Regions from separate parts of the Homo sapiens genome. Here regions 1 and 3 are each linked to region 2. Evidence: chromatin loops called from intact Hi-C (ENCODE). Cell type or tissue: IMR-90. All regions are shown on one strand. Each heading gives the region's core, and the rest is flanking DNA. Links, peaks and the distances in the headings are about the cores only.

What was found. Peaks named below come from ENCODE experiments on the same cell type or tissue, not always from the same donor. Only the 100,000 strongest peaks of a DNase experiment are listed, where the experiment ranks them.
Region 1: a loop joins it to region 2, with 5 times the contacts of the local background. A loop is called at or near these places in 15 of 110 quality-filtered maps.
Region 3: it touches region 2 in a loop (10-fold over the local background); 6 of 110 quality-filtered maps call a loop at or near these places.

What each region holds. Positions count from the first base shown.
Region 1 is chr4:181,564,900-181,575,755 of GRCh38, reverse strand. It overlaps a transcript of TENM3 not described here. Among named protein-coding and RNA genes, the nearest start is that of TENM3-AS2, 260 kb to the left of the region's middle. In IMR-90, for the core only: a CTCF peak has its summit at 6,016 (motif pointing left); DNase peaks (open chromatin) are centred at 6,005 and 9,095.
Region 2 is chr4:182,801,446-182,812,301 of GRCh38, reverse strand. TENM3 (teneurin transmembrane protein 3) reads right to left here. Exons shown (of 28, transcript NM_001080477.4): 28 at 9,278-10,856. Among named protein-coding and RNA genes, the nearest start is that of DCTD, 110 kb to the left of the region's middle. RefSeq lists silencers at 2,337-2,456, 5,749-5,798, 5,819-5,908 and enhancers at 3,101-3,602, 3,731-4,669, 8,322-8,491. In IMR-90, for the core only: CTCF peaks have their summits at 2,360 (motif pointing left) and 5,770 (motif pointing right); a DNase peak (open chromatin) is centred at 5,761; H3K4me3 peaks cover 642 bases; H3K27ac peaks cover 285 bases.
Region 3 is chr4:182,637,051-182,647,906 of GRCh38, reverse strand. The region is part of intron 5 of TENM3 (teneurin transmembrane protein 3); the gene reads right to left. Among named protein-coding and RNA genes, the nearest start is that of DCTD, 270 kb to the left of the region's middle. In IMR-90, for the core only: CTCF peaks have their summits at 3,831 and 4,829; DNase peaks (open chromatin) are centred at 3,036, 3,976 and 4,816; H3K27ac peaks cover 402 bases.

The sequences.
Region 1 (10,856 bases), core at 1,626-9,625, 1.2 Mb after region 2:
TGAAATTCTAAAGAAAAAGGAGTTGAACCCCAAATGTCGTATATAGCTCAGCCATCAAATTAAGTGTAAGAGCACTGATTCAGAAAGCTTCCATACCACTCAACCTATATGAAAAAAATTTGCTCTTCAAATTCACCAATTAAAATAATACATAATTCCAAGAAAAGAGGCAATATGGTTTGCAAGAAAAAGCATAGTTGAGAAGGATCCAGAAGATGCTAGAAAGAAAATAATAGAAGAGATAGTTTACTGGGTTGCTTGCTAATGTCTTTTTTTCAGTGGTACCATTTGAAAGACTTGGGATTACACTTTATTTTTTGATGGGTCCAATTCTATTTAGTTTTAGAACCCAAAAAATGACATTACCATCGAATTGTAAAATCTGTTTATTGCATTTTAGATCAACCTATTGGTATACCATGGAATAATTAACTACAATATAAATAGAAAAAACAAGAAAATAATTGATACATCAGAAAGTGTAATTAATAAACTAAATTCTTGAAAGTTTTTAGTGGAGATGTAGAGCTTCTAAATTTCCTAAATTAAGAAGAAAAACAAATATATAATGAAATATTATATCAATAGCTACAAGGATAACAAAAAACTTAAACTCCTGATGGACTGTGGAGAGTGGAATTAGGGGAATGAATGGGGGACTGGTAGCGGTCAAGAATTTTACTTTATGTTTTATATGTTCTTACATTATAACACTAAAAAAATTACTTGCATGAATTACTTTTATAATAAAAAGTGCCAACAAAATTCCATTCGATGCAAAAATAATAGCATTTTAAATGACTGAAAAACAGAACTTGATGTAGACTTCTTTAGAAACCCTAACAATAATATATTGGCATCTCCATAATTATTGACCTAATCTCTCAATTCTGTTGCAACTAGATCTTTAGTCCCATGATGTACCTTCTTTAGTACATTTTCACTTTTGTAAAATGAAGATCTCAACCTAAATCATTCCTAAGTTAGCCCTCTCCAGTTCTAAGTTCCTACGGCTTCTATATAATGATCTATATTTAAAAACATATAATTCTACCTTTAACAAAAGGAAGTAATTAATTTTATTTCCATGGTGGTCTAATAACTTGTTCTCTCATCTTTTCATGGGAAGTTTGTCTCCTATGACCTTTGTTGAACTCACTTACTTCTGAATCAATGATCATATCCTGATAAACTGGAAGACATTTTTTTTTTTTTTTTGAGACGGAGTCTCGCTCTGTCGCCCAGGCCGGACTGCGGACTGCAGTGGCACGATCTCGGCTCACTGCAAGCTCCGCCTCCCGGGTTCACGCCATTCTCCTGCCTCAGCCTCCCGAGTAGCTGGGACTACAGGCGCCCGCCACCGCGCCCGGCTAATTTTTTGTATTTTTAGTAGAGACGGGGTTTCACCTTGTTAGCCAGGATGGTCTCGATCTCCTGACCTCATGATCCACCCGCCTCGGCCTCCCAAAGTGCTGGGATTACAGGCGTGAGCCACCGCGCCCGGCCGGAAGACATTTATATGAAGGTGAAGAGATTGTTTTTCTTCCTTGATAGCCAAGACCTCAAGTGAAGTGACTAGGTAGGAACTCCTGAAAGGATTTTTCCTCAACTGAACAGAAACATAAAAGCAGTTATCAGAGTTAGCTGTGGAACTGCTCACTGTGTATTTCACAATATTAAATCTTCGGGGAGTTTCAATTTTATTAATGGACTTTTTTCTGAGTCCTCAATTTCTGTAAGATTTATGAATACATCTCTAAGTTTCTCAGTGTGCAAACTATGCCTGTATGATATCTTAAGGATTTTTTTTGCTGCCTGTGAAAGTACATTTCTCTGAATCCCATGAATTTGTCCTTTGAGATATTTGGGACAGGTTTGTTCTGAAGAATATACTTGTACCAGCAAGGGGGTTTGCTCAGCACATAGAGGGTGTGAATAGGAGTATAATTTTAATGCTTATCTGTTTTTGTTTTAAAAGAATAAAATATTTTAATCACTAAACATGTATTAAAAATTAAAGTATTGATTTTCTAATATAACCTGAGTTTGTTATTGTTTGGGTTCAAATTTTGGCAGCAAATTATTTGTGCATTAAGACGAGAGAGAGACAGACAGACAGAGAAATCTCTGCCAGGTGACACTATATTAGCCTTGTTCTAGTTCCTTAAATATTCGTTTTCTATATTTCATGCTTTCACTAATTCATATCTTTTTAGCAAGGATTTACAGTTTATATCATTATTACCACATAATTATCCTCTTCTTGAATGAAACAGTAATCATTAGTCATGTGGCTTTATACATTAACATCAAGATTCATATTTCTTTAAAAAAAAAATTTAAGAAAGACAGGCAGTGCTGGCCAGGATGTGGAAAAAAGGGAATCTGTGTACACTCTTGGTGGGAATGTAAATTAGTAGAGCTACTATGGAGAATAGTATGGAGGTTCCTCAAAAAACTAAAAATAGAACTACCATATGATCCAGCAATCCCAGTGCTAGGTACATACTCAGAGGAAAGGAAATCAGTAGATCAAGAGATATGTGCCCTCCTGTATTTACTGCAGCGCTATTCACAATAGCCAAGATTTGGAAGAGACCTAAGTGCCCATCAACAGATGAATGGATAAAAAAACGTGGTACTTACACACAATGGAATACTATTCAGTCATAAGAAAGAATGAAACCTGTCATCTGCAACAACATGGATGGAATCAGAGGGTCATTATGTTAAGTGAAATAAGCTAGGCATAGGAAGACAAACTTCACATGTTCTCATTCATTTGTGGGAGCTAAAAGTTAAAACCATTGAACTCATGGGGATAGAGAGTAGAAGGATGGTTACCAGGGGCTAGGAAGGGTAGTGAAGGGTGGGGTGACTGGGGATGATTAATGGGCACAAAAATATAGTTAGATAGAATGGATAAGGTCTAGCATTTGATAGCACAGCAAAGTGATTACAGTCAACAATAATTTATTATATATTTAAAAATAACTAAAAGAGTATAACTGGAATGTGTGTAACACAAAGAAATGACAAATGCTTGAGCTGATGGATGCTTCATTTACCATGATGTCATTATTATGCATTGTATGCCTGTAGCGAGTATTTCATGTACCCCATAAATATATACACATACTTTGTTCCATCAAAATAAAAATATAAAGTAAAACAATAAGGAATGTACTCATTGACAAAAAAAAGTGTGAAACTGTAAGAAAGTAGCAAGTTCAAATCAAAGAAAGAAAAACTATTTAAGGAGCATATTGCTTCTACCACAGTTGTAAGGCAGTCACATGGAAACTTAAACATTTGACACTATTTTTTTCTTTTTCTAACTGAATATAGACCTACTTTAGTTTATTATGTTTTATATATCTTCTTATTTTTCATATGTTTCTCAAAAGAAGAAAATGTGTCAATGCCTTAACAATAAAAATCCTACCTTTGGGATTTTCTCCCTGAGCCCCTGTAGGAAGGACTGAGAATCTTGACAGGTTTCTTCTCATGAGATTCTCAGCCCATTTGTTCAGTACTTTTGTTTTTAGGAAAGTTTTACTCAAGCATTCCGAACTTTGGGAACTGCTAAACCAAATCTCTAAAACTGATAGAAGTTTCTAAGTAGAAAAATGCTTATAAACTTGTTTAATTTCATATTTTATCAGAACAGTGGTTAATCTATCGTTTGAAATTTTTTGCAGCATCTCTAAGGATAAAATATAAGATGAACTATGCTACAGCGATAAAAATGCCTGCTTCTTATTTGAGCCAATATACACTATAAAGATTCCTATAATCATATTGGTGAAATATATACATATATTCTCTTTTTCCTTCTTTTTTCCTCTAAAAGGAAAAAGAAGATGACATTAATAGATATACCAAGAAACTGCAATCTGTGCTGTTATAAATCTAGTAAAAGTTTCATACACTATAAAGGATGGAACAAAACACTTTGTAAGTTATGCCTAATAAAAACAGAGCTTGGTGTTAGAGGGAACAGCTGATTTGCCTGATTTTATTGTTTTAATTATTATTCAAAAATATAGAATTCATATCTAATTGTATTTACTCATGATCAATAACAAAAAATGTTGTAAATAAAATAATTAAAACAGGGCCAGGCACGGTGGCTCACACCTGTAATCCCAGTGCTTTGGAAGGCTGAGGCAGGAGTATCTCTTCAGCCCAGGAATTCAAGACCAGCCTGGGCAATATGGAGAGACCTAGTTTCTAAAAAGTTTTTTCTAAATTACCTGGCTGTGGTGGCAACTACCTGTAGTCCCAGCTACTCAGGAGACTGAAGAGGGAGAATCATTTGAGCACAGGAGTTCAAGGTTATAGTGAACTATGATCGCATCACTACACTCCAGCCTGGGCAACAGAGTGAGACCCTGTCTTTAAAAATATATATAAGATAAAATAAAATAATTAAAACAATCAATAGCATTTTATGAATGGCCACTGTTACTGTTCACGGACCCAGCAATAGTTTATCTAGGAAACGGATGTAGTTGCTCTTCTGTCCCTTTCCTTTCTACTTTCCCGCCTCCAGCTTCCTCGAATTCCGAAGACACTAAGAAATGCACTACTCAGATATCCCACAGTGGCGAACACAATTGAGGAACAGCACCGGCTACTTCCTTTCTCAATCCACTGTCTCCTTCCCAGGGGGACCATAAATCCACAGAACACTCCCGATGGCACAGCAGAGGACAAATGTAGGTCCATTCCTAAAAGACAGATACCTCAGCTGGCCACGTTGGCTCAGTGTCTCCCATCAGCCTGGACGTCAGATCTACACTGAACAGTAAGACACTTCTTCCCCACTGCCAGTGCTCCTGCCTTCCCCCATTTCACAGGGTCAGAACTTCACGGAGGCTTGAGCGCTTTCACCACCTTCTCTCGCTCCATCCCCTTTTCCCTTCACAGGTGTTGCCTCCAGTAAATGTCTTGCAGATCGAATTGTGTCTTGTGTGCCTCAGAGAGGACCCCAACTCACACCAATCCTGTTGGCATTCCCCTTAGGAAGCTTCTCTGCCTTTACCTACTCCGCTGCCTACCAGAAGCTTGCTTGCTTGCTTGCTTGCTTGCTTGCTTTCCTTCTTTCTCTCTCTCTCTTTCTTTCCTTTCTTTCTTTCTCTTTCTTCCTTCCTCTCTTTTTCTTTCTTTTTCTCTCTTTTCCTTTCTTTTTTTTCTCTCTCTCTTTTCTTTCTTTCTTTCCTTCGTTCATTTTGTTTCTTTTCTTTGTCGCTGAGACAGGGTCTTTCTCTGTCACCCAGGATGTAGTGCAATGGTGTGATCATGGTTCATTGCAGCCTTGACCTCTAAAACTCAAGTGATCCTCCCAACTCAGCCTCCTGAGCAGCTGGAACGACAAGCATGCACCACCACGCCTGGATACGTTTTTTAAGAAACATTTGTAGGTCACGCCTGTAATCCCAGCACTTTGGGAGGCCGAGGCGGGTGGATCATGAGGTCAGGAGATCGAGACCATCCTGGCTAACAAGGTGAAACCCCGTCTCTACTAAAAATACAAAAAATTAGCCGGGCGCGGTGGCGGGCGCCTGTAGTCCCAGCTACTCGGGAGGCTGAGGCAGGAGAATGGCGTGAACCCGGGAGGCGGAGCTTGCAGTGAGCCGAGATTGTGCCACTGCAGTCCGCAGTCCGACCTGGGCGACAGAGCGAGACTCCGTCTCAAAAAAAAAAAAAAAAAAAAAGAAACATTTGTAGGGATGGTGTCTTGTTAGGTTGCCCAGGCTGGTCTTGAACTCTCTTTTACCTGCACACACCTCCTAACTCTACAAAGTCTCTTTTTCTTAGTTAGGTCCGTTACTGTCTGTTTTGTGTCCTGATTCTTCCTGAATGTCTAAAACTGTGGCTGACACATAGTAGGTACTCAGTAAGTATTTATCAAATACACAAATGTCAGTCCTGAGAAAGATACGAAAACAGTTCTGGAGCCTGGTTCTTTTCTGTAACATAGATACAAGCTGACTCTTATTGTTCCTGACATCTAGTGGCAGGATGAAAAACTATCCTGAGACCAGAAATTATTTCATTGGCTGGCTAAATCACACACCACAGAAAATGTCAAAAGGCCTACACCTTAGGGCCTATACAACTTTTACAGGGTTAGTACACCTTTCAGATTCTTAACTGGTTGTGTATTCATCAGTGAGAACCCAGGTAAATTCTAGCATGCAAGACAGAAATCCAGTGCAAAAAGGGGAAACAACCCCAGGCTGGAAAATGAGTTAGAAAATGGGCTGAACCTTACCATGACAGAGATTCTACAATCCTTACATTCTATTCTATCCACTTATGGAAATAAAAATGTACACACAAAGGCACAACACTTTCAACAACTTGCAGTATAATAGTAACAGGATTTAGAATATAAATAAGTCAGATTTTAATTTCCAGGCTTATCGTGGTCAAATAGTCCACTTGAAATCAACGAGAAGCTTAAACAAGGACGTGGTGAACTATAGGCACACCATGTTCTCACCTCGGAGGACCAGACACAATAAGAAAGAGCAGGGCAGCAGGGAGACCTCACATTTGTTGTTGCTGTTTTTTATTTTAGAGACGGGGGCCTCACTATGTGGTCCAGGCTGGTCTTGAACTCCTGGGCTCAAGTGATGGTCCCACCTAGGCCTCCCAAAGTGCTGGGATTATAGGCATGAGCCACTGCACTGGCAAAAACCTTTTATTACTTTTCTCCTTGCTATTACTCTGCATTCAATAAATATTAAGTTTTTAAGTGCCAACTCTGTTCCAGGTACTGTTCTAGGCTTTTGGGATACACACGTAACAGAACAGACAATAATCCCTACCCTTGGGGAGTGGAAGTCTCTCATTCCTCTAATCCTCCAAAGGATTACAACTTTATAGGTGCCTTGGCATGACCTATGTGTGCCCTTTGTGTCACAGGAGTGACGAGCCTGCTCTTGGGAGTGGCAAGATCTGTGGGAGCTTGGAAAGGATTAGGGAAGTGGGATCTGTTTGTTGGTGTGGGACAGTCTATTAAGCCAGCTACTCCAAAGTGCTGAATAAAGTATCAGATTTTCTGCGAGGACTCTATTGCCTGAGAAAGAAATAGGTCAGCACAAGACAGTTCCAGGGGGAATAAAGGTCCTAGGTACCAGATTTCCCTGAGGAGTTTGCTTGGGGTTGGGGTGGGTCACACAGGGTCTGCAATGGCAAGAGGAAGCATGAGGATACGTGGACCCCAAGATGGTAGCAGTAAAAGACATAGTTGGCGGCCAGGTGTAGTGGCTCACGCCTGTAATCCCAGCACTTTGGGAGGATGAGGGGTGGATCATCTGAGGTCAGGAATTCCAGACCAGCCTGGCTAACATGGTGAGACCCTGTCTCTACTAAAAATACATAGTAAAACAAAAACAAAACAAAACAAAACAATTATCTGGGTGTGGTGGCGGGCGCCTGTAATCTCAGCTACTCGGGAGGCTGAGGCAGGAGAATCACTTGAACCCAGGAGGCAGAGGTTGCAGTGAGCTGAGACTACACCACTGCACTCCAGCCTGGGCAAGAAAAGACAAACTCTGTCAAAAAAAAAAAAAAAAAAAAGTATTAGTTGGCATGAGTGACTACCCACAACCCTTCCTATGGAGAAAACAGGCTCTAAACCTGTCAACTGTAAAAAAGGATGAGAAAAACTGCTAGATGCTTGATCATTCCTTAACTCGTATTTTAAGAAACACAATGCATTTCCTATTTTCTGATGTAATATATGATTTTTTTTTCTGTTTTCATCTCTTAGAAAGCACGTCTCTGACAAGTAAGTTGGCCAAAGGTGCTATGGGCTTTGTCAACAGAAGATGAAGATATGAGCTCCACAACTTCATAGTTTTATAACCCTGGACTAATTATTTCGCCTTTCAGATCCTCAGTCTCCTTAACTGTACGGTAAGCAGTAATAGTATTTATCTAAATCCAATATTATATGTAGAAAGACCTCATGTGTCACACACATACACAACATATCAGTTTCCTTTTACTCTATAAAAGAGTAAAAAAGAACTTGTTATCAACTTCTAGTTCATGAAGATACACATACTGTGATTTTTCTGCTTTATTCTTAATCTTAAATAAAGAGATACAGTTTGAGAAACAAAGGAAGTCACCTCAACATGTTTATTTAGCCCTAAGGTCAGAATTTTCTTTTTTAAAATCACTTTTGGTGTTTTGGTAGAAACTGTCTATGAGGAAAGTTAGTATTGCTTAGTTACAAGGTTATCCATTTGAAGGTGTCTGCCTGATGTGGTAATTAAATAATTTATGTTAGAGTTAATAATTTATGTTAGTGTTATAGTGCTAATTAGGCTTCACATTTTTGCTAAAAGTATCTAAGTCAAGATAAAGTTTCTACATTTGCAAGAGACACGAACAGAATATATGCAAATATTTTTGGAAAAGTCATTTTACGAATTATAAATTAAATCTTTAGAATTTACTAAGGGCGCAGAACTTAAAAGGAGTTATAATGAAAGGTTCCTGAAGGTGATGGGGTGATCCTTAAAGGTGATGATGAAGAGATAGGCTTTTAGGTATGCTCCACTTTGCCCACAGGCTTTGATAATACCTATTAAAATTCACTGAGTATATTTCTACTCTTATTGATCAGAGTATGGTGTCTAAAGCGGGATCATTTGCACGAATCCCTCATATTCCAACCCCACTACCACCTAGCTTTTCTTTAAGAGGGTGGAATGACTTCATGCCCAGGTAAGCTCTGGGAGGCCAGAACCCTATTTGGAGTCTCGGAAGATGGCATCTTCACAGACAATTCCTGGTACCTGTTGGCATCCAAGCACTATTAGAGGCAGGGCTGGTCTTAGGCAGCTTCGCCGAGCTTCTCATGGACATAGAGTGATGTGGCGAAGCAGCCTAATTCTTCCACAGTTTGAGTAAAGCACAGAAATTAGCTAAGAGAGAGTTGGCTGACCTGAAGTAGTCACTTAATCAAAAGGAGGTGACATTGTGGTGGATGTAGTGTGAACACACGGCTGGAGAGCCAGATGCAGAGGCAGACATCTCAGAGAAGAATAACAACAGCTGAAAACCAGACGGGCCTGTGTAAACCACAGCTGGTCGCTGCATGGACAGTTACCAGATGAGAACCATATGTGCTATCCCAATGCTACGAGATCCTGCAGAAGCTCACCAGCACTTTGATGCCCCTCTGAGAAGGGTGGGAAAGAGGAAAATCTCAAACTGATGGTATTATATCCTGAAATCAAGCTTACCTGTCATTGATTACAGAGAGAGCTCTTCAATCAAGCAGAATAGAAGCCCAAGATTGAGATTCAGCTTAGTAATAAAGATTTTTATTTTTCCAAACATGTATTTAGAAGACATTGAGTTCATTGGCAAAGGTCTAGTTCCCTTTCCCAAAATTTCTCCTGAAATTCTCATGTCAGTATCTCTCAAACAGTTTTTCTGAAACACTAGTTTGATTGCATATTAGTAAGTGTTCTGGAGAAAGCAACAATTTCCTGATCAACAATTTCAGGGAGATATTGCTTAGTATACTAAAAGTTCTAAAAAATCTTGCAAAAGAAGCAGCTCTTTCTAATTTTATTTAAGCTTATATTTCCCCAAATTATTTTAATACAAAACATTTTTTTTTCTTCGCCAAACATCTATAAACCTCTTTGGGGGAAACTAGGTTTTTGTGGAAATAGTTGGACTCTGCTGTATTCTGCATGTAGTAGTATGTGGTTTCTATCTCCTTTTTTTCCAACTTAGAACAATGTGTATGTGATTAATTTCTGTCTCACTTTAAATTAACTAATTCAACAAACATTTTGTGATTACTTCCGCACTTTATCATTCTGGACCTGTCTAAACTTTATTAATGGTTTCAGTAATTCTTCCTTTCCATAAATCATAGGATTTTCCCTTGTATTAATATGCACTAACATCATGGATTTTTGTAAGAAAATAAATTGATTAATTGCAATCTACTTTTCTAATATAATTCTCTAGCATGAAATCATTCTAGCTAACATAGAAATAAAATCACAAACATGATAATACCTTCAATAAGATATTATATATAAAGTGTACACCTAGTACATGCATTCTTTAAGATTTAGCTCAGCTGTTTCTCTCTACAGGGAGCCACCCTGATACTCACCCTTCAGCTTTTGACTTTGCTGCGTGCCCTCGTCCGCATCCCTGTAATATTCTGCACATACTTCGCCATTGCACTTCTTATACACTAATCACTTTATGTACCCGTTTCCCACCTTCTAAGATTTACTTTTTTGGCAAGAATTGTTTTGCTGATTGATGTATCTCTAAGACTAAGCATAGTATCTGGCAATATTGTAACCATCCAGTAAAATTTATTCTCTAAGTATGTTTCTTCATAATACCTGAGTTTAAATACGTCCATGTAACTTTGATCATTAATGGTAGGTTGAAATTATGCAGTGTTCTGGTCTAATGGAGAGAAGAGTATTAGTCCTCGTTGCCTGTACTCTCCTATCCTGCAGTTTGCCCTCTGATGAAGGTCATGGGACAGTTTGAGGGAGAAAGAGCAGTCTTTAACTCAGGGAATTATTTGACTGTAACAAAAATCAACTATGTCAGAAAGCTGCAGTTGAGAACAGTTTAAACGGGCTGTAAATTATCTTGTTACAAAGTGACATATTCACAAATAAATAAGCAAACTGAAATATTAACTTGATATATACAATTGCGGTAATATCTGGGGATTTGGAGGTCCTCGGATAAAAGGATCTCACATTCGACCAGACACATATTGATGAATTCCATGCTGGCTCCTTCAATGAGAGAACAGTTTGATCAGAAAGCCACAAAGC
Region 2 (10,856 bases), core at 1,029-9,028:
GAACTGGAATAAAGATGATTCTTGTTCTGCTTTAGCAAAGAGACTGGTGGCATTTTGCCCCTGCTCTAGAATTATGTGGAACTTTGAGCTTGAGAGAGATGATTTAGGGTATCTGGTGGAAGAAATTTCTAAGCAGTAAAGCATTCAAGAGATGACTTGGGTGCTCTTAAAGGCATTCGGTTGTATACATTCACAAAGAGATGGTTGGGAATTGGAACTAATGTTTAAAAGGGAAGCAGAGCATAAAAATTTGGAAAATTGGCAGCCTGACGATGTGATAGAAAAGAAAAACACATTTTCTGAGGTGAATTCAAGCTGGCTGCAGAAACTTGCATAAGTAATGAAAAGCCAAATGTTAATCGCCAAGACAATGGGGAACATGTCTCCAGGGCATGTAAGAGGTCTTCACAGCAGCCCCTCCCATCACAGGCCTGGAGGTCTAGGAGATAAAAATGGTTTTGTGGGCTGGGCTTGCTGCTTTGTGCAGTCTCAGGACTTGGTGCCCTGCATCCCAGCTGTGGCTAAAAGGGGCTGATGTACAGCTCAGGCCATTGCTTCAAAGGGTGCAAGCCCCAAGACTTGGCAGCTTACACGTGGTATTGGGCCTGAAGTTGCACAGAAATCAAGAATTGAGGTTTGGGAACCTCCACCTAGATTTCAGAGGATGTATGGAAATGCCTGGATGTCCAGGCAGAAGTTTGCTGCAGGGGTAGAGCCTTCATGGAGAACCTCTGCTAGGTTAGTGCAGAAGTGAAATGTGGGGTCAGAGCCCCCACACAGAGTCCCCACTGGGCATTGCCTAGAGGAGCTGTGAGTAGAGGGCTGCCATCCTCCAGACCCCAGAATGGTAGATCTACCGACAGCTTGCACCATGCACCTGGAAAAGCTGCAGACACTCAATACCAGCCCATGAAAGCAGCCAGAGGGGCATGTACCCTGCAGAACCACAGGGGTGGAGCTGCCCAAAGCTGTGGAAGCCCACCCATTGCATCAGAGTGACCTGGATGTGAGACATGGAGTCAAAGGAGATCATTTCAGAGCTTTAAGATTTACTGCCCTGCTGGATTTCAGACTCATATGGGGCCTGTAGCCCCTTCATTCTGGGCAATTTCTCCAATTTGGAATGGATGTATTTATCCCATGTCTGTACCCCCATTGTATCTAGGAAGTAACTAACTTGTTTTTGATTTTATAGGCTCACAGGCAGAAGGGACTTGCCTTGTCTCAGATGAGACTTTGGAGTTGGACTTTTGAGTTAATGCTGGAATGAGTTAAGACTTTAAGGGACTGTTGGGAAGGCCTGTTTGTTTTGAAATGTGAGAACATGAGATTTGGGAGAGGCCAGGGGTGGAATGATATGGTTTGGCTCTGTGTCCCCACCCAAATCTCATCTTGAATTGTAATCCCCATAATCCCCAGGTTTTGAGGGAGGGACCTGGTGGGAAGTGACTGGATCATGGGGGTGGTTTCCCCCATGCTGCTCTCATGAAAGTGAGTGAGTTCTCACAAGATCTGATGGTTTTATAAGTGTTTGACAGTTCCTTCTATGTATGCATTCTCTCTCTCTCCTGTCGCCATGTCAAACATGCCTCTTCCCTTTCCACCATGATTTTAAGTTTTCTGAGGCCTCTGAAGCCATGTGGAACTGTGAGTCAATTAAGCCTCTTTCCTTTATAAATTATCCAGTCTTGGGTATTTCCTTACAGCAATATGAGAACGAACTAATACAGTGTGTGTGTGGTGAGTGTGTATGTGTTGTGTGTGTATGTGGTGAGGGTGTGTGGTGGGTGTGGTGATAGGGAGTGTGCATGGTGAGTGTATTTGTGTGTGGTGATGGTGTGTGCGTGTGTCGTATGTATGTGGTGAGGGTGTGTGTGTGTGGTATGTATGTGGTGAGGGTGTGTCTGTGTAGTGATGGTATGTGTGTGTGCTGTGTGTTGGTGTGTGTGGTGAGGGTGTGTATGTGTGTTGTGATAGCATATGTGTGTGGTGTATGTGTGTTTGTATGGTGTGTGTGTGTGTTTGTATGGTGTGTGTGTGGTGATGGTATGTGTTGGTAAGTGTGTGGTGAGATGGTGTGTGATTGTGTGGTGTGCATGTGTGTTGTGCATATTTGTGTGGGGTCTGTGTGTGTGTGGTGTATGTGTGTGGTGAGGAGGTGTGTGTAGTGATGTGTGTGTGTGTTGTGAGGGCGTGTGTGTTGTGTGGTGAGAGTGTGTGTGTGTATGTGATGGTGTGTGTGGTGTGTATCTGATATGTGTGTATGTGGTGTGTGTGTATGTGGTGTGTGTGGTGGTGTGTGTGTGTGTGGTGTGAGTGTGTATGGTGAGGGTGTAAAGTAAGCAGTGCTCCCCCTGGAGGGCCCTCTCGGGGATGCTCCTGCCCTGCCTGCATTCCACCTGTCCCTGCCCAGGATCCCTGGGAAGGTGTGGGGGTGGTGACAGACTCAGGGTTGGGTCATGGCCCTGGCTCTCACAAGTGACTGTGGGCAGAAGTAGAAAGGATCCTTGTCTTTTTGTGGGGCTGGGGGACTATGAAATGGCAGGGCAAAACCACCAATATGGGGTGGTTTTTACTGTGAGGCAGAACCCTTTCACTTGCCTTGGCACTGGACTTGGCCTGTTTTCAGGGGGCCACCATTTTGGGCACCCTCACTGCCAGGGTCTTGAACTTGATGACCAGCGAGGCCTGATGCCGCCAGGGACCAGGCAGGGCCCAGGAGGGAGAACTGGTGAGGCGTGCCCTTGGGGTTCAGTCCAGTTCTAGCCTTTAAGGCTGCCAGAAAAAGGGGGACAACATTGGGCACCATCAGGCATGGACCCAGGGACCCTGTGCTGTCTCCTCTGCCCACTTCCTTCCTCCTCGAGTTTCCTTTTCTGGAGCAGGGCAAAGCATGGGATGCTGGCAGGGCTGTGTTTGCAGGTTGCCATGCTCCGTGTCATTTCCTGTGCGGTTACAAATACTCACGCCCGAGAGTCAGGCTGCATCATCTTCAAACGGCGAGCAGTGAGCTCTGGGGTGGGGACAGGGCAGCTACTAGGCTCTGTCCTGCAGGAAGTGTGAGGAGGTGCCAGGGAGCCCTGCTCGCCACTTCCCTCCCTGGTGGGTGGGGGCTGCAGGGAGAGCAACCCCCTTCCCGTCCTGGGGCCTCTTCATGTGGCTGAGCTTTGTGGCTGGGGTTCCCGCAGCTCGGGGACTTTCCCAGGAGATGGTGAAAGACGTCTGGGTGGTAGCCTTGATATCACCATGGGCTCTTTCTTCTAGCTTTTTCTGTCCACACACATACACATGCACACACACATGCACAAACACACATGCACACACACGCACATGCACACATGCACACATGCCTGCACACACGCACATGCACACACATGCGTGCACATGCACACACCCACAGCACGTGCACACATATGCAAACACACACATACACATACGTGCACACTCACATGCATACACTCACACATGCACACACACGTTATGTACACACATCCACACACGCACACCCCCACATGCACACGTGCACACATACGCAAACACACATACACATACGTGCACACTCACATGCATACACTCACACATGTGCGCGCACATTACGTACTCACATCCACACGCACACACCCACCCACATGTGCGTGCACACACACATACACAAAGGCACACATACACGTGTGCACACTCACATGCATATACTCACACACGTGCACACACCCCACACATATGCACACGCACACACACACAGAAATGCACACATACACGCACTTGCAGGCACACACGCACATGCACACACACATGCACACATGCGTACACAGATGCGTGTGTGTGTGCACACACATGCAGCGTCTTGGCACGGGAAGTGGGGAGGGGCGGCTGGGGACCAAGGTCTGGGTTCACTGTAAAGATGGGGAAACCAAGGCGCAGAGGCCAGTGGTCATCTCCGTCTCGGCAGAGCCAGCCTGAGGGGGTCTCCCACGCTGGGCTCCTCCCGGCTTCGCTGCTTCTCCAGGGAGTTGCTAAGTGTGATTAACTGGAGCACTAATTGGCAGAGGCCGCAGAAAGAGCCTGAGTGGTGGCGAGGCGAGTCCTGTTGCCCTTTGATTTACAAGAGCCCGGGAGCCTGCCGTCCGCCGTGTAACAGGCGCGAGAGGAACCGGCAGGCAGCCGCCTCGGAAAAGGCCAGAGCCTGGCTCCGGCGCCTCTCGCAGGCAGCGCCATGGGGTGGCGGAGTGGGAGCCAGGGCGAGGGACTCAGGTCGGGAGCAGATGCATGGGGCCTCCCGATCTGGGACTGCCAGCCTGTGCTTACGACCCAAGAACTTGTGTTTAGGACCGGGTTCCCGAGCAGCCCCAGAGCCAGACAGAGTTGTCACAGCAGGCGAGGCGCTCGCTGCTGCCGGTGGAGAGCCCCTGCCTCTGGCTTCGGCAGAGGCCCAGGGCGGGAAGCAACCTGGCTGAAGGCCACAGGCGGTGGGGGCAGCATCCGCAAACCCGGGGCTCCAGACCTGGTGCAATATTTCTCCTAGTGCCACAGCCCACAGCCTCCTTGGTGATATATGTGTGTGTGTGTGTGTGTGTGTGTGTGTGTCTGTGTGTGTGTGTGTGTGTGACAGAGAGAGAGAGAGAGACAGATATCTCACTCCGGGCCTCCTGGTCATCCCGGCTCCCAGTGGGCAGGGGAGCGCTTTGCCCTCCTGGTGAGTGGGGAGGAACGAACTGGGCATGGGCACGCTGGGCTCCAGCTCAGGGAGCAGGGCCTCTCCCGTCATCCTGCCACTGCTGCCAGCGCCTGGCTGATCTATCTTGGTGTCCCGTTAGTGGCCCTTTGGGATTTCCCATGCAGCTGTGCCTGCTGCTTCCCAACCCGGCCTTTATCTAGGTGATATTTTGGCTTTCCTGAGCCATCTCCGGCCTTACTCATTTCAGCGAGAACCCGGGTAGGAAAAAGGGCCTATATATTGGCCTCCCAAAATGCCAGCGGGCTCACTCACGGCCGGTTTCTGAAGGCAGGACACCAGCAAACAGGCTGCTATATGAGATTAGCATCCATTGGCTTCTCTGGGCGACAACCCAGGGGCAAAAGGTTGAATCCCTCCCCACTTCTGCGCCGCGGTGGCTTTCGTGGCTGCCGCAGGCTTGGGTAGAGGAGGGAGACTGGATGTCACCGCTGCAGGGAGGCCAGGCCGAGGCGGCTGGGGAGCTGCGGGGAAGCGGGAGGGGGGGCGGCTTTCGCTCTTCCAGGCTGTCACTCCAGCACGTTCCGTGAGAGCCCAGCTCCCTCAGAAATAAAAATGCCACTCTGAATTTAAGTGATCCGTTCTTCCGGGACATTCTTTCCAGCGACAGGACTGTTAACATGAAAAGTAAAAGGGAAACAATATGATAGTTCAGAAATCACTGTTTTCAGGCGCTGCGGAACTCAGCCCGCGGACGATTCCCGGGAGGAAGGGCCTTATTTCGATCTGTGAGTGAGAGCAACGCGGCATGACAGTGTCTGCTCGACGTGCAGGGAAATCTTACCCGAGCCACTTTGGCAGGGCCCAGGCCTCGGTGCGGCGGTGCTGAAGCAGAAGTCTCCGCTTTAAGTGTGAAACTCGGAGGGCAGAGCAGAGGTGGGGAAGAGAGGGTCAGAGAGCCGGCCCCGCCGCGGTTGGGGTGGAGAGTGGCGAGCGGCGAGCGGCGGCGCCTTCTCTTCGGTTTCACCTCGGTTTCTGGCCCGGGAACTGCCCTTTTGGCGTGCAGGACTTTCCCTACCACAGCCGCGCGTCACTAGGGGGCGCCGGAGCCCTTCCTGAAATCGCCGCCATCCCCTGCAGGGCCCGCCCGGGGATGCAGGAGGGGGCGTCCCAGGACCCCTGCCCACGGGGCCGCCGGATGTTGGGACGGCTTTTCCATGTCCGCAGAAGCCGAGTCCCAGGAACCCCAGGGGAAGGCCAGAGGGAAGCCCCAGATGAGGGAGGACTCAGGGAAGGGTGTCGTCTTCCTCTCGCTACCTCCCGTTCTCTGCCTTGGGTCACCTCTGTGTTCTGCAGTGACCTGTCACCTGTCAATGCTCCAGACTGAAGTTAAACGCCAGGCTTGATTTTTTTTTTTTTTTTTTTTTTTTGAGCTTGGAAATCATGTCATAGCTGAATAAAGATATTTTACAATCTGCTTGTTCGTTACCTTTTGTCAATAAATTAAGAAACTGGGGATGACAGACTGGCTCTAGGTCCTTTTGAGATCCTGAGTCATCAACGTCGCCCTGGCCCACCGAGGGAGCCCTATGGCATTCCTTCCAAGCCTTAAAGGACAGAGAGGGTTAGATTCAACCTGACCCATTGCAACGAGAGAGAGCGAGAGAGAGAGAGAGAGAGAGCGAGCATCGTGGATGCAAAGATAGTTCTGGGGACGATTTTTGCAGAATTTTCTCTGGAACAGGCAGACTAGACTTTCCCTAGTGTTCGTGTGGGAGGAAGGTGTGGGATGGGGCAGTCTCCAGCCTACGGTCATTAACCACGGTGCAGAAGAACTCCAGGTTGAAGAGAGCCTGGTGAGCCTCCTCACCGACCTCCACTGAGCGCCCCATTTTCAGCCTTTCAGTCACGCCCGAGAATTTGTCATTTTAAGTCCTTGGGCATTTATGCTCCCCGCACTCTCCCCTGATAGAGTTCACTTGTGAACATTTTTAAAAATTCATTTTGACCCAGCGGACCGCTTGTAAATCCTGACAGTTGTGTGCAGCGAGCTATGCCATAGAGAAATGGCCGCTGTGGCTGGAATTCAGGAAATCTCTGCACACAGGTGGAAGAACGAGATTTCCCTGCATAATACAGGATGAATGCCTGTGGCCAGGGCTAAGCGTAGCTCACAATTCACCCTGTAAGCAGGGGGACTGTTACCAAGCCAGTCTCTTGCCCTAAAAGTGACAATTTATGCTTCTAATTTTAATTTTCCTGAGCTTAGATCCCAGAAGGATTTATTAAATTTGCTTTGAGGAACCCATTAACTCTAAACTGAATAATGATGTTACTCTAGGCTTAGAATCGGTTGATAGTAAATTCTCTATCCACGGGACTCTAGGAATCCCGTATTCCTCCACGACAGGATTCTAAGTCGGTTCATAAATGAAAAGGTTTACTCAATTTACCTAAAAGTTATTAGTAATTAACTAACATCAAGAGACCATTGCTTGCAGGGGTGGTGAACAGCAAATGAGAAGTCTGGCAAACAGAGGACATTCATTATGTGGCTTAAATGAGAAGGTAGAAAATTCAAATGGCTTATCAGTACCTGTTTGGTACTCTGGCTTAACTCTGTGGTTAAAATGGGTGATAATGAGTTATAACTCATTTTTATTTTATTTTTTCATGGGTCTAGTAGGATGTTCAAAGCCAGATGAATAACTTATGGAAAATCTAGGTAAACAGCCCAATGGTCTTTCTTTTGGAAATGATGGAGAGTCAAACTTGGCTTACCTACACAGAAGGGCGTGAGGAGCTAGAAATACTGGCAGGCAGAGGGGGCACTCAAGGCATCTGTTTTGTTTAGTGTCGGCGGATCGTTATAGAATGAAAAATGCTAGTCCTGGCTGTAAATGATGGCAGCTTTGGAAAGATCAAGTGCCCATGGGAAGGGGGGCGGTAAGGAGTATTTGCGGTATCTTCCCGGGGAGCGTTATGAGGAGGCTGTGATGTAGTGGAGGGTACTAGCAAAGGGAATCTCTGCTCACCTTAACTTAAGCCACTTCTGTGAACTTGGACAACTCATTTCTGTAATTCCATTCCACCTCCAGCTTCTGGAATGGGGATGCATTTTGTGGACTGGGATGCTGGAATCAGATCACTCCTTGAAGGAAAGTGGGAGGAAATTTGGGTATCTATGGAAGGGTGAGATCTTAATATGTTGCCCTTCGAGGCTTCCCAGGGGCAGACTCACCCCACTCTGCTGGAGATCAAATGATACCCACCCCGCCCCGGCCAGATGGGTGGTGGCAGTTCTTGGTCCAGGTGGACCTTGTCCTCCTCTGTACAACAGCAAGCGAGCGGCTGTGAGCACTGCCCGGGTGGTTTTACCCAGACAGAACATGATGTGGATCAGTGCCTTCTGGCTTCCTCTCTTGAATCCCTCCTTTCCAAAAGCACCTCGGACAGCTGATTTGCTGTCAGCAGGCGAGAGAAACAACTGCATTCAGGAGTAGCCCAGGGCAAAAGGAGAAAGAAAAGATGGTGAACGGAGTGAAGAGTGGGCACGGATAGGGAAAGCATCAACGGCATTCTTTCATTAAAAAACTTTTTTTTTTTTTTTTTTTAAGAGACTGGGTCTTGTGTCGCTCAGGCCGGAGAGCAGTGCTGCGATCATAGCTCGTTGTAACCTCCAGCTCCTCTCCTCATCTTTTCAAGCGCTTGAGGACTGGTCCTGATTTTGAAGTACTTACAGTCAGGTGCTGCCCTTCTGTTGCGGTCTGGCAGTTAGAACCCCATGCAACTGTTAGGATATGTGTGGTGAATGTAAAGACAAATTTCACGGGATGTGGCAGCAGCATATCCCATATTCAGATTATTTTTTCTAAGGTATAATTTTTACCGGCACCATTTTTATTTGCATTTGTTCAGACATTACTTTTAAGGAAAAGACTGTAGAGAAGGAAAGCAGTACTTCGCCTGTTTTTCTGGAATTCCGTTTTGATCATGTTAAAGTCTAATTCGAGGAGAAGAAAACAGACCAGTTTGCCAAGTGGAATGACCTGATTCTTGCTGGATCAACACGTTATGCAGTTGAGGTTGTCACTAGAAAGCAAGTGTGATGAAGTCTGCCTCTTCCGACTAAAATCAAAGCCCTGGCCTGCCGGCCAGAATTGCTGAACTAAGCATCTTCTAATCAGCCGGTCTATATGTAGATTTAGACATCTCCAGGAGGCTGCAAGCCTACCAGGCCCAAACTGATTATTCTAATCAAGTGTTTTAATTAAGCACACTTATTGCCAGGATCACAGGAATGAGGCCTGCTCTCAAGTAGTAATGGGTGGTATTTTTGTAAACTCTTCTTTACAGTTAGCGTGTTTGGCTTTGTGGGGGTGTGTTTACTGTTTTTCTAAAGTAGGCCATGGGAGAGTCCCCTGTGAAGTTCACTCTGCTGAGCCAGCAGTCTGGCCAATGGACAAAAAAAAAAAAAAAAAAGATACTACCAACTGGGTTGCAGATGAATCAATTCCCCAACAACTGCATCTATTTGCGTCCTCCACGTTAAACACAAAAGCAATGCTGGCTAGCCCAAGACTTGAAAAAATATAAAAACACACACACATTGGGTTGGCTTTTATTGGAATGCCTAGGTGCAATCTATAGTCATCAAGTTATGGAAAATTCAGGTCACATATAAAGTTAAGAAGGCAAATGAAAAGAACAATACAAATCAGACAAAATTTACATCTCAAAATATCATGAAAGCATTTTGACTGGCTTTGCCTAAAATACTTTGAATATCAATTTCTTTTTTGTAAGCTAATTCTTTTCATTATACAGTCCCCCACCCCCTCCCAACTCTTAGAAAAAGGTCTTTTGTTTACATATTCCCCAAGGTCACTATTTCTTGTAAAAGCATGTCCAGATCACAAGTCTTTTTAGAAAGAAATAGGCTCATTATACCTACTAACAGGACACTAATTGGGTTGATTTGACTTCATCATCTAAAATAAGCACCAGGAGATACTCCAAATCTGTTATTTATCGGTGCCCGAGTGAAGACCAGTCCACGTCAAGAAGAGGTTAAGACTATGATCTCACTTCTGTCATGTGGCACAAGCTTTTCATGGTAATACATCAGAAACATGTCTGAGAATTTAGACTCAGAGCCTATTTCACCCAAAAGTACTTACAGCATGCTAAATACAGGCCTGCAGAAGTTCCACGGAACAGAACTGCAAATACCTAACAGTTAAAAAATAAAATGGAAAACAGAATCATGTTTATGTGGTTTGAAATCTCATAGTTTTCTAAATTTGGGCTTCATAATACTTGCCAAAGGATTTCCAGAATAAAAAATATTAATGCTAATCTGTGCTTTCATTCTAATAAAATATCATCAGCATTCATTAGAAGATTAATTACTTCGGTATGCTCTACCAAATACACAAAGACAGTAATAGCACTGATACTGTAAATTCAGTAGCTATTTTGAAACTTTCCCAGCCAATCATCTGTTTAATAAACACGCCTACTGTGCAATTTAGAGTATGTGATACATACAAAGCAGTTAGAAAATTATTTTCAATACATCACTTGAACCTTTATATTTACGACATGTTCACTTGCTATATTTTATCACCATTATACATAGAGGAAAACAGTGTGTACTATAGCTCGATGAACTGAGAAATATCTTCTAAAAATATTTTCGTGGCTGAATTTAGTGCTCAGGAAAGAGATTTGTCAGAGCTGAGCCGACACGGAAGTGCAGATGGCGGCTGGGCTCGTTCCCACACGCGTGCATGCATGTGTGCAGGAGGGCGCGGCTGTCAGTTCACTTCCAGCTGGATCTGCCACCCCCGGCTTCCCCGAGACAGAGCAGAGGCTGTCATTCAAACCAGCCCCCCAAGATGGTTTGGTCATGTGGGCTTAGAGTAACCCTGACCGGCTCCATCTGGCTCACCCACCACTGCTCGGTTTCTGCTGTCTTTCCTAGATCTTAAGACACGTGTTTAGGATCACGACTACATCAGAACCTTTCCTCCTCCTATTTCCCCAGCATCTGATGTGGTCTCTCCTCCATCAAGAGACAGAGCTTTGGAACAGTAACAGTAAAAACCTCGGGGTTAATTATATCAACAACTCCCCATTGACTTGCAAGGTTGAGAGAGGGCCAGAGAACCCTTCCTCCCGT
Region 3 (10,856 bases), core at 1,207-9,206, 160 kb after region 2:
TAAAAACATTATGATTTGTCTTGGCACAAATGTAAAGAAATGGAAACCCTTGTGTGCTGTTGGCTAGGATTGCAACATTTTGTTGCAAACACTAGGGAAAACAATATGGTGATTCCACAAAAAAATTAAATATAGAAATACCATATGATCCAGCAATCCCACTTCAGGCTACATACCCGAAAGAACTGAAATTAAGGTCTTGAAGAGATACTTACACACTCATGTTCTTACCAGCACTATTCACAATAGTCAAGAGGTGGAAGCAACCCAAATGCCCATCAATGGATGAATGGATAAAGAAACTGTGGTATATACACACAATGGAAGAGTATTCTGCCTTAAAAAGGAAATATTGTCACATGCTATAGAATGCGACATGCAAACCTTGAGGACTTCACGTTAAATGAAGTCAGTCAGTTATAAAAATACAAATACCGTATAATTCCACTTGCATGGACTATCTGAAGTAGTCAAAGTCATAGAATCTTAAAGTAGAATGGTGATGACCAGGGTTTGGGAGGATGGAGAAATGGAGAGTTGTTGTTTGATAGGTACAGAATTTTAGTTTCATACTATAAAAACATTTTGTAAATCTGTTGCACAACAATGCTAATCCTACTGAGCTATACACTTAAAAATGTGTAAGACGATAAATTTTATGTTGTGTGTTTCTTACCAGAATTAAAAACAAAAACTATTATAACTTGTCACCCTGCAGAAAATCGTTGTTGTTAAGATGAAGAAATGGGACTGTGACACAAAGTCGGAAACTTAACCCAGACGGTATGAAGTGACCAGCATCTTACTGTATCTGACTGTACACTGAAGGTCTCTGTGTTTGCTCCTTCAACTTAAGCATGTTTACAAATGGTTTAGAAGAGATGAAAAAGCAATGTTTGGGGTATAAATGTCATGCTTACTTACAGAATCAGGATTTTCAAGGGTTTCTTAATTCTGATATCTTTCAAATTTTTGCTTAATTTCTCTCCTTCCCTTTACTACCAGGTATCTCAAAAGAAGAGACCACAATACATACTTCCTCAGCACACACTTCTTTTCTCCTCACTTTAACTGATGTTCCTCATTACTGTACTAAAATCTTTCTCACAATGGTTATGGGTATCTCTTTTTAAATTTTTTTATTTTTATGTATGTATGTATGTTTGAGATGAAGTCTTGCTCTGTCACCCAGGCTGGAATGCAGTGGCGCAATCCCGGCTCACTGCAGCCTCCACCTCCTGGGTTCAAGCTATTCTCATGCCTCAGTCTCCTGAGTAGCTGGGGTTACAGGCACCCGCCACCACATCCAGCTAATTTTTCTATTTTTAGTAGAGACGGGGTTTCATGATGTTGGTCAGGCTGGTCTTGAACTCCTGACCTCAAGCAATCCACCCGCCTCGGCCTCCCAAAGTGCTGGGATTACAGGAGTGAGTCGCCATCCCCAGCTGGTATCTCTTAAATTGCCACATCCAGTAGCCTCGTGCCAATATTCATCCTGTTTACATCTCAAGAGTACTGGGCATTATTAGCCACACATCATCAATACTTTATTTTCCTTTCATAATTCTCCTGGTTCTCTTCCCAGTTCTCTGCTGGTTCCCAGTTGTTCTCCTTAAATCATTTTGTGGAAGTCTTACAGGCTATTCACAAATAACTAAGTTCTCCTGGACATATATTGGAGTTACTCTTCCCTGCTCTTCTGAAGCCTTATAACTTTGCTTCAGATAAAGAAATGTGGGCAAAAGTAGTATGTCTTACCTCTGTGAGGAAGATTTAAGAACCAATATGTAATGTGTTGCATTCCCATGCAGTAATCATGCAAATGTGCTGAGTACTGTTTCTGTTAAGTCTAGGGCCTTGAGTGAGCAGAAACCCCTTGACAAGAACCACCCTGCACATGTAGCTTAAGCAAAAATAAACCATCATGTTAAGCCACTGTAGTAGGTAGCCTCTGAGATGGCCCCAGATAAGCCCTGTCTTCTGGTATTCACGCCCTTGTATCATCTACTCCCCTTGAGTTTAGGCTTGATTTAGTGACTTGCTTACAATGGAAAGCATATGGCAGAAATAATGCAATGTCTCTTTTGAGCTTAGGTTACGAAAGACTTCAGCTTCTTTTTTGGTTGTTCTCTCTCTCTTTTGGACTGCTTTCCATAGGGAAAACCAGCTGTCATATTATGAGGCAGCCTCATAAAGAGGCCCATGTGGTAAGAGACTGAAGTCTGCCAAAAACCTTGTGTGTGAGCTTGGAAGCACATCCTGCAGCACCAGCTGAGCCTTCAGATGAAACAGCAGCCCCAGTCTGTAGTTTGACTGTAAACTTAACCTTACAGACTGTGAGGCAGAGGCACCCAGCTAAGTTGGGCCCAGTTGCAATTACAAACTGATACAGCCATTTAGGTTTTTAGGGTTGTTTTTACCACTTCATAACCTGCCTACTCCTGACTTATACAATGCCTCCCTCCATGTATTCCCCAAAATATAGACATTTGCCAAAGTCCTTCCTTGACCTTCCTTTCATGTTAACCACTTTTATAATATCAACTTCCAATTCCATGTGGATGGATGACTTTGAAATATGTATCTCTTAACACTGAATTCTTTCCTGACTGGGCTATACTTCAAACTTTACATTTTTCTACTAGACCTACCTAGAAATCCTGTGGTACTTCAAACTTTACTAAAGACAAAATAAATGGTCTTTACCTTCATAATTGTTTTGCTTTCTGGGTTTCTCTTTTCTGTTCATGATATCACTTTAGCCTGGGCAGTGAAGTCACTGATATCATGAACAGAAAAAAGAAACCCAGAAAACAAAACAATTATGAAGATAAAAACCATTTGCTTTGTCTTTAGTAAAGTTTGAAGTAGCACAGGGATCCCTTTAAAATAAGTTGTAACATCTGACATTTGTCATCTATAAAATTAATGAGTATACTTTTTATACTATCACCCAAGTCAATGAGAAAAAAAAATTATAGTAATATCAACTCAGGAGTGACTAACATGGATATGAAGTCATTGATCGTGGTCAAAACCTCTGTTACTAACAGCCAAATAGGCTACTCTAGACTGCATCTTTTTAGGTTGTCTTGTGGTATTCATGAACTGTAACCATTTTCAGATGTTAAAAATTAAATCTTTCTTATGTAATTAAAAAATTATTCTGCAAACTCTTAGTATGTTTCTGTAGATTTTTCCAATAATTAAGAAAAAACCTTATTAATTGAAATAATTTTGAGACAATATGTTAATAAAGATTTATCAGTAAAATTTTATGAAGGAATTTTTTTTCACACACAAAGACCATTAAAGTGAGAGAAATTACAGCATGCATTCCTTTTATTTTCCAAGGCTGGAGACGAACGGAATCCATGGTATTATAGTTATTTCACCTCCTCCCCATAAAATAAAAAGGGGGCATGCCATTGTTTTTAACCCGTATATGTTGGTGTCACACTTAAAAGCCAGCATGTGGAACACTTGAAACCAAAAATGTGTAATTAAAGAAAATTATATACCACCAAGTAACAAATTCAGTGCCATTTTTAGCTCCATGTTGAGAGAAAAAGGTGCCAAATTTTGATCTCGTCTCTGGGGACCATGCCACTGAAGTTGTTACCACAGCTACTATTATTTCTACTGGCATGCTTGAGTCCCCAGATCCTGCCAAAAATGGATGGGAAGGAAGGGTGATGACAGCTGGTGACATAGTCCAGCAATTGCCAGAACCTTGGAGCAAATTACAGGGGATGTTGTGAAGGGAACACAGACCCGAGCACCCAGCCATCAGTCACCTGAAGGTGGTGTGTGCCACCAGAACCCTGAGGAGTGTGCTCTAAGGTTTTGGCAACACAGAGTAGCGTGCTGGGAGGGCCTGCCAGGGTTGGCTAAACGCTGTTTAATATTACAAGATCAAGTGAACATTCTCACAAAGACAAAGAGGATGAGGTAATATGGGAAAGAGAGTCTGATAAGAAAAACTGACTTTAAAAATACCATGCTGAAAATGCCTGCCATTCCATTTTGTTTAGTCTCCCAAACCTCAAAACTTCATCAAAGCAAGCAAGGATGTAGAGTTTCCCTTTCTTGCAATTCACTTCACATTCACTGTGGTACACTTCCAAAAGGAATCTTTCTGAGAAAGATTCATTAGGAACATATTAAGTTGCAGAAAATAAAATCAGAGTCTGACATTACATAGGTAAGTACATTGTTTTCAACACAGATTGTCTATTGCATCTTGTGGGGCCTTTTGTTTGTATTAAAAGAGACTGGAGTCCCTGTCTGAATTCTGGCTTTAAATAATTGTGGAACTTTGGCAAGTTACTGGATCTTTCTGAGGCTTGGCTCTCTCATTTACAAAGAAAATCTGAAGGGTTTGCACTAGATGACCTCTAAGGTCTCTTCCAGATTTATATTCTATGATGTTAATATATTTTAAAATACAAATATTTAGGCTAAATTATTGAGCACAGGGAAAAATATCTGGCATCAATAAGATGTCAACACATTAGAATACCGATGTTGTTCTTGATTTTAATTTTTAAAACTACATTGCATAGAGTCAAACTATCATGTTATACATACGATTCCTTGGATATCTTGGGCTTTGAATGCAGAATTGTTTCATTTTATGTATCAATTTCATGAATACATAAATATACACGATGCACATGTGTATTTCATGTGCTAATAATCAGATTTCACAGAAAAAAATAAGAAAAATACTCTTAAATATAGGGCAATCATTTGATTGGCTACATGTATCCAGAGTGCAACCAAGCTTTCAATGTAAAATGAAAGTATCGCATGTGAAGACTGCAGTTTGTAACTTGGACCCCTACTGGTCTAAACTGTCATTAGGAACACAGAGTTCTCTATAAATTAGCTTTTGTTTTGGATTTCCTGCTGTGTTCATATACGTGTTGACAGAATGTGTTGGGCAATATTTTGGCATTCTAATTCATTATTATTTGTTATTAACTTTTAAGGCTAATATTATTTCAACACTCTATAGCATGCTGACCCAAATATTGTTATTTTAAATCAATATTTCTTTTGAAAGCTTTCATATTAATATGCACTCTAGTTGTCATTAAGGAAAATAAAATTATTCTGTCAACTGTAGGATATTTATATTCAAAAGAACTAACATTTGATATAGGAAGTTCCTCTTTGTATTACATGATAACATTCTAAAAGTATAGGCTTTATGAACGAACAGGTTTGGAGGGAGATACAGAATGGCTGCCAATATTTTATATTTCTATGCTGTTTTTCCTTTCCATCCTTTCTTGGCATAATGCAATTAATGGGAAAAAAGAATCATATTGGCTATCAAAATGCCTTGATGGGAACACACAGTGATTTAGCTTTGAAGGTTTGTTTCTGCCAGGATATTTGACTCATATTCTTTTATAAATGATAACATTAAACAATTCTACTTGAAAGTTTCCTTGCATTTTTTCTTTCTGAACTACGTGGATGCAGAGTAAGACACCTATGGATGCGGCTCAGGAAATGCTAATTCCAGAGCTGCCTTTGACAGCCAATGCTGAAGCTGACAAAACGAAAATCAAGCTGTTGCTTCTGTCACAGAGAGAATTAAGTTAGAATTTCTAAAACAGACTGTTTTCCTGATGTTTCATTAGTTTTCTCTTGCTTAAAGGGTCTGTTCTCTGAATAAAAGAAGGATTCATCCTCCAATGTAATGGAAAGAACAAAGTGTTAACCGTCACGATCAGCTGCCCAAAGGGGTCAGCCATTACCTATAAGCTAGAGAATTTTTGAGATAATACTTGTCAATATTGAAGAGTATGGTAAGAGGACTTATTTCAATAACATTCAAAATACAGAATGAAATCATTTACATGATTTGTGGGTTATTCCCTGCTTCCCAAAATATTGAATTTGTTGTTATTGTGAAATGTATGTAATAGATGATTCATTAGTGAGTTACCTGCAGCTTTGCCATTGAAATCCAATAGATCTATCTCATTATTCAAAGGCTTGCAGTACTCACTCAATTTTCATTTGGGTTCCTTTCTCCCATAACAGCTTTAAGAATTGCACACATAGGCCAGGCGCGGTGGCTTGCGCCTGTAATCCCAGCACTTTGGGAGGCCGAAGCAGGTGGATCACTTGAGGTCAGGAGTTTGAGACCAGCTTGACCAACATGGCAAAACGCCGCCTCTGCTACAATCACAAAAATTAGCCAGGCGTGTGGAGCACACTTGTAATCCCAGCTACTCGGGAGGCTGAGGCAGGAGATTCACTTGAACCTATGAGGTGGAGGTTGCAGTGAGCTGAGATGGTACCACTGCACTCCAGCCTGGGTGACAGAGCAAGACTCTGTCTCAAAAAAAAAAAAACAACAAAAAAAAACTGCATACTACTTTTATGTAACAAATGTTTATGTATGCTACTGACTTAAGCATAAAATTATTTCTTCACTTGTTTTGGCTTTTTAAAAAATGGTAAAATATACAAACTGAAAATTACAATTCTTTGAAATTTTAAGGCATTGTAATCACCATTACTGAAAGATCCAACTATTGAAATATGGAGATCCTTAGAAGAATGTCAGTATATTAAAACATGGCAAAATCCGAAAAACAGCTCCTATGTAATAGTCCAGTTCTCCAAGGCGTTACATTTGAGACAGACACTGATTCGTGAGTGTGTGTATACGTGTGTGTGTTTGCACAGGTGCACGTGTATGTCAAGAGGAAACTTGAAACAGAATCAATGATCCTTCAGTAATGTAGGCACGAGCAGCTCATGTGATTTGTTGTTTATCACTCAGTCAACTAAGATGAAGTGGGTATCTGCCTTATCAAGTTCGGCTGGCTGTGAGACTGCCTTATCAAGTTCAGCTGGCTGTGAGAAGCAGAGGGCTGTGGAACCCACTACGGCCTCTGGGTGCCTGCAGCACCTTGTAGGTAAGGGTTATTTGGACAGAGGACATCAGTCTCCCATGAGTGTCTCATCTTACTCCTCAGGCAGAGGAGAAAAACGTTCTTATGAAGCCTGCGTTCCATTTGCTCCCTCTTCATCTGGGATCACTCGGAGAGCAGTTTTCCTTAGTTACTCCTAACTTAACCATTATTAATGAATATTTATGGAGCATTTGTGGAAATATATTTCAAAGCAAAACACAGAGGAAGCTGCAGTCTCTGATCCCTGGGAGACTTGCCCACACTGCCAGCCTGCTTCTGTATTTGGTGGTCTCAGTCTCCTTTCCTAAAAATAAATGGCCCACTTTCTTATTTTAAACATGCAATGCTTCTCTTTATGTGACTCTTTTCCAAGATCATGAAGAATGTATTTGAAGAAGTAAAAAAAGGCATCTAAAAATATCATTACTCTAAAAATGGAAAATGTAAAATTTATGATTATTTGAAATGACTGAAACAATATAGTTAGGTTTTATAAACAAATTCTATGTAACTCATATAGGCTTACTAACCATATCATGCAATTAGCTTGTTAAAACTAGAAATGTAGTTAACAAAAAGATTAAGGATCTGGAATAAAATTGGGAAACCCAGTGGAAAAGCCCCACAGCATTTTCAGTTCCCTCAGCAGTGATTCCTGTATTGGTAAAAATGTGCCGATCACCTTTATAATAGTGAACCTTCTATAGTATTATTTTGTAAGTCAGTATTTTACATTTATATACTTCTTTTTTAAGTGATTGACTTAAAATTTTAATACATTTATTTCTAAAGGAAATTCTGTATTACCTTAAGGGAAAAATCAGTGTATCTTGATATGAATAGAAATCAGCAAAATTACTCTTATTTACGTATTTTTGAGACAGAGTCTTGCTCTATTGCCAGGCTAGAGTGCAGTGGCACGATCTCAGCTCACCGCAACCTCCGCCTCCTGGGTTCAAGCAATTCTCCTGCCTCAGCCTCCCGAGTAGCTGGGACTACAGGTGCGCGCCACCACGCCCGGCTAATTTTTTGTATTTTAGCAGAGACGGGGTTTCACCATGTTGGTCAGGATGGTCTCAATCTCCTGAACCCGTGATCTGCCCGCCTCAGGCTCCCAAAATGCTGGGATTACAGGTGTGAGCCACCACACCCGGTCCAAATTACTCTTTATTTGTAAAAGAGATGTTAAAGGCAAGTGTCAGAGATGGCTAACATCTGCTGAGACCTTCCTCGTGACATAATCTGACATAAGAAAATAAGAATTCAAAATGGAATTCATTTCTCATTTTGTCTTTCATTGTTATTTATTCTTCAGTTCATGTTCTATCTATAAATTCTTAAACCTTAGGAGAAACAATGCTCTGTGATATAGTGGGAAAAGTTCTGGACTTAAAATAAGGAGACCTAGATTATGGTTCCTTTTAAAGGACTTGCTGACTGGACAAGTCACTGATTTTCTGGGCCTAAGATTTTTCTTTTAAAAAAGTGTGGATAATAGTACTTAATTTACTAGGTTGTTACAAAGAAGAAGAAGAAGAGCTAAAATTAACTGAGCACTTACATTTTGCCAGGCACATTATTCAATTTTCCCCATAGCTGTACTATTTTGAAACTTGTTTATATTGAGGAAGAAATTCAGGTTTACGAAGGTTAACTACCCTGTTCAAGATTACATAGTTATTAAGTGACAAAGGTGAGATACAAACACAAATCTGGCTGCTTTGAGAGTCTATACTTATTAACAGTATTTTAAAAATAAATTGTACTATGGTATACAAATTTCAAATTATATCTTGTCATATAAGAGTGTGAGATCACTGTGATAAATATTACTTCTTACTCATCTTTGTGAATTCAGTATTTAGAAAAGGTATTCAAAAACAGCTAAGTTTAATGAAATTGACTTTGATATTAGAAATAATTAAAAGGAGATACATGAAAAAATAAGCAAAAATCTGAAATCTGCAAAACCACCTGTACAATTTTCTCTCAAAACCAAGAGCCCCATATTCTACAAATTATATGCAGTAATCTTCTAGGTAGCTTTGGATATCCTTCTGTCTTTCTGGGAAATGCAGGATAATATGTGACAGGTTTCCTCTCCTTCAGGGGCAGGTGGAGGCTTACTGAAAGTCATAAAGAGAATGGGTTCCCCAGTGGAGGAGAAAACAGAAAGGATCAGGCAGTGGCTAAAGTATTAGGGTGATAAGACAATCCCAGGACAGAGCCAGCCAATGTCATGCCAGGCTGGCTGATGGACAGCCACCAGAAGAGGAGCATTAATTCCCTCCCGGATAAGTCACCACGATAAAATGTAACAGGTAACAGAAGGACTGGAAGTTCTTATCATTAATAACATGAAATCTTTTCTCAGAAAATATCTTAGTATTATACAGAGGTGGATCTAGCTAAAAAAACATACTTGTTCTTCGAGTCACTGTATAGACTGTACAATGGGAAGATGCACAATGGGGGGGCCTCAGAGTAAGATTCTTTGCACCTTTAGGCCCAACTCAATCATGAAAATGAGACGTGCTGACCTCCTTAGTTATCAAACACAGGGCAACATGACGCTTATCTCCAAACAGCTTTTGCGATGTAGGATACAGACACACACATCTGTATGTTTTTAATTTCTTCAAAACAGATTGAGTACTCATGAATGGAAAGAAGTCAGAGATATCTTTTCCTTTACCAGTTTTTAAAAACATTTTTTTGAAAATTCTTTATAAATAAAATTCTTAAAGCATGCATGTACGTTATCTGAAATTAAGAGAAAGGAACAAACAGAAAGAGACTATGGGATTCTTGCGGCAATTATAGATCTAGTTACCCCAAATTTCCAAAGTGACATTTCTACTTCTAGATGTTAACTGGAACACTGGGCTCTAGGTAAACTAAGTCAATAATGAAAACTAAAAAAAAAAAAAATTTTTCCCCTAACACATGGATAAATTTTCATTATATCACAATATATTAGTTTTAATACCCTGACAGTTGATATTTTTGGGTCACATTTAGGTTTATGTGGTAACACTTAGAATCTGTCCCTACGTCAGCATTTGTCAAAACACATAATCTCAGTTATTATTTAGGCCTTAGCAGGAAAATCTTGAATGCTCAGATTCAGTAAAGTTCTGTCTTTTATGCACTCTCTTAGTTTCCTACATTTCTCCTTTTCAAACAGTTACTATAACTGTAATTAATTACTCAGTGTTTGCATTCTACAAAAGAATATAATCTCTAAGAGGCAAGGACTGTATTTTCACTGCTGTCTCTGTCACAGTGTCTGACCCATGGTAGTCACCTGATAAATAAATGTTGAATGAATGACGGATGAATGAATGGTCAGTTCCTTTTCTGACAGGTGTTATATTACCAAAGTCACTAAAGAAGAAACTGGAATTTTTTTAAATCTATTTTTTATTTTTTAGAGATGCTCTTGCTATGTCGTTCAGGCTGGAGTGCAGTGGCTATTCACAGGCATGATCATCAGGCATTACAGCCTCAAACTCCGAGGCTCAAGTGGTGATCCTTCTGCCTCAGCCTCCCAGAAAGCTGTGACTACAGATGCTTGCCACCACGTCTGGCTTTGGAATCTTATTTTTAAGGAAAAGGGACAATGTGAGCAGTCTGCAGACATTCTAAGATGATGTGGGAACAACAAACTCTATACAAATTTAAATTTTATTTGTATATTCTAGGATGAAACCTTTGATATTTGTATCTTTATTTGTATATTCTAGGATGAAACCTTTGTTTGATATAGTTTCCATGAAACTTAAAGGTTTTATGCTGAATTCACTTCTAAAATTCCTAGTAATTCAAGTTTTTTTAACCTTATTTATGCCATTTACTTTTCTTTCACTCCTCTCTATGCAGACATTTCTCTCTGAATATGCCGCTGTTAGTACC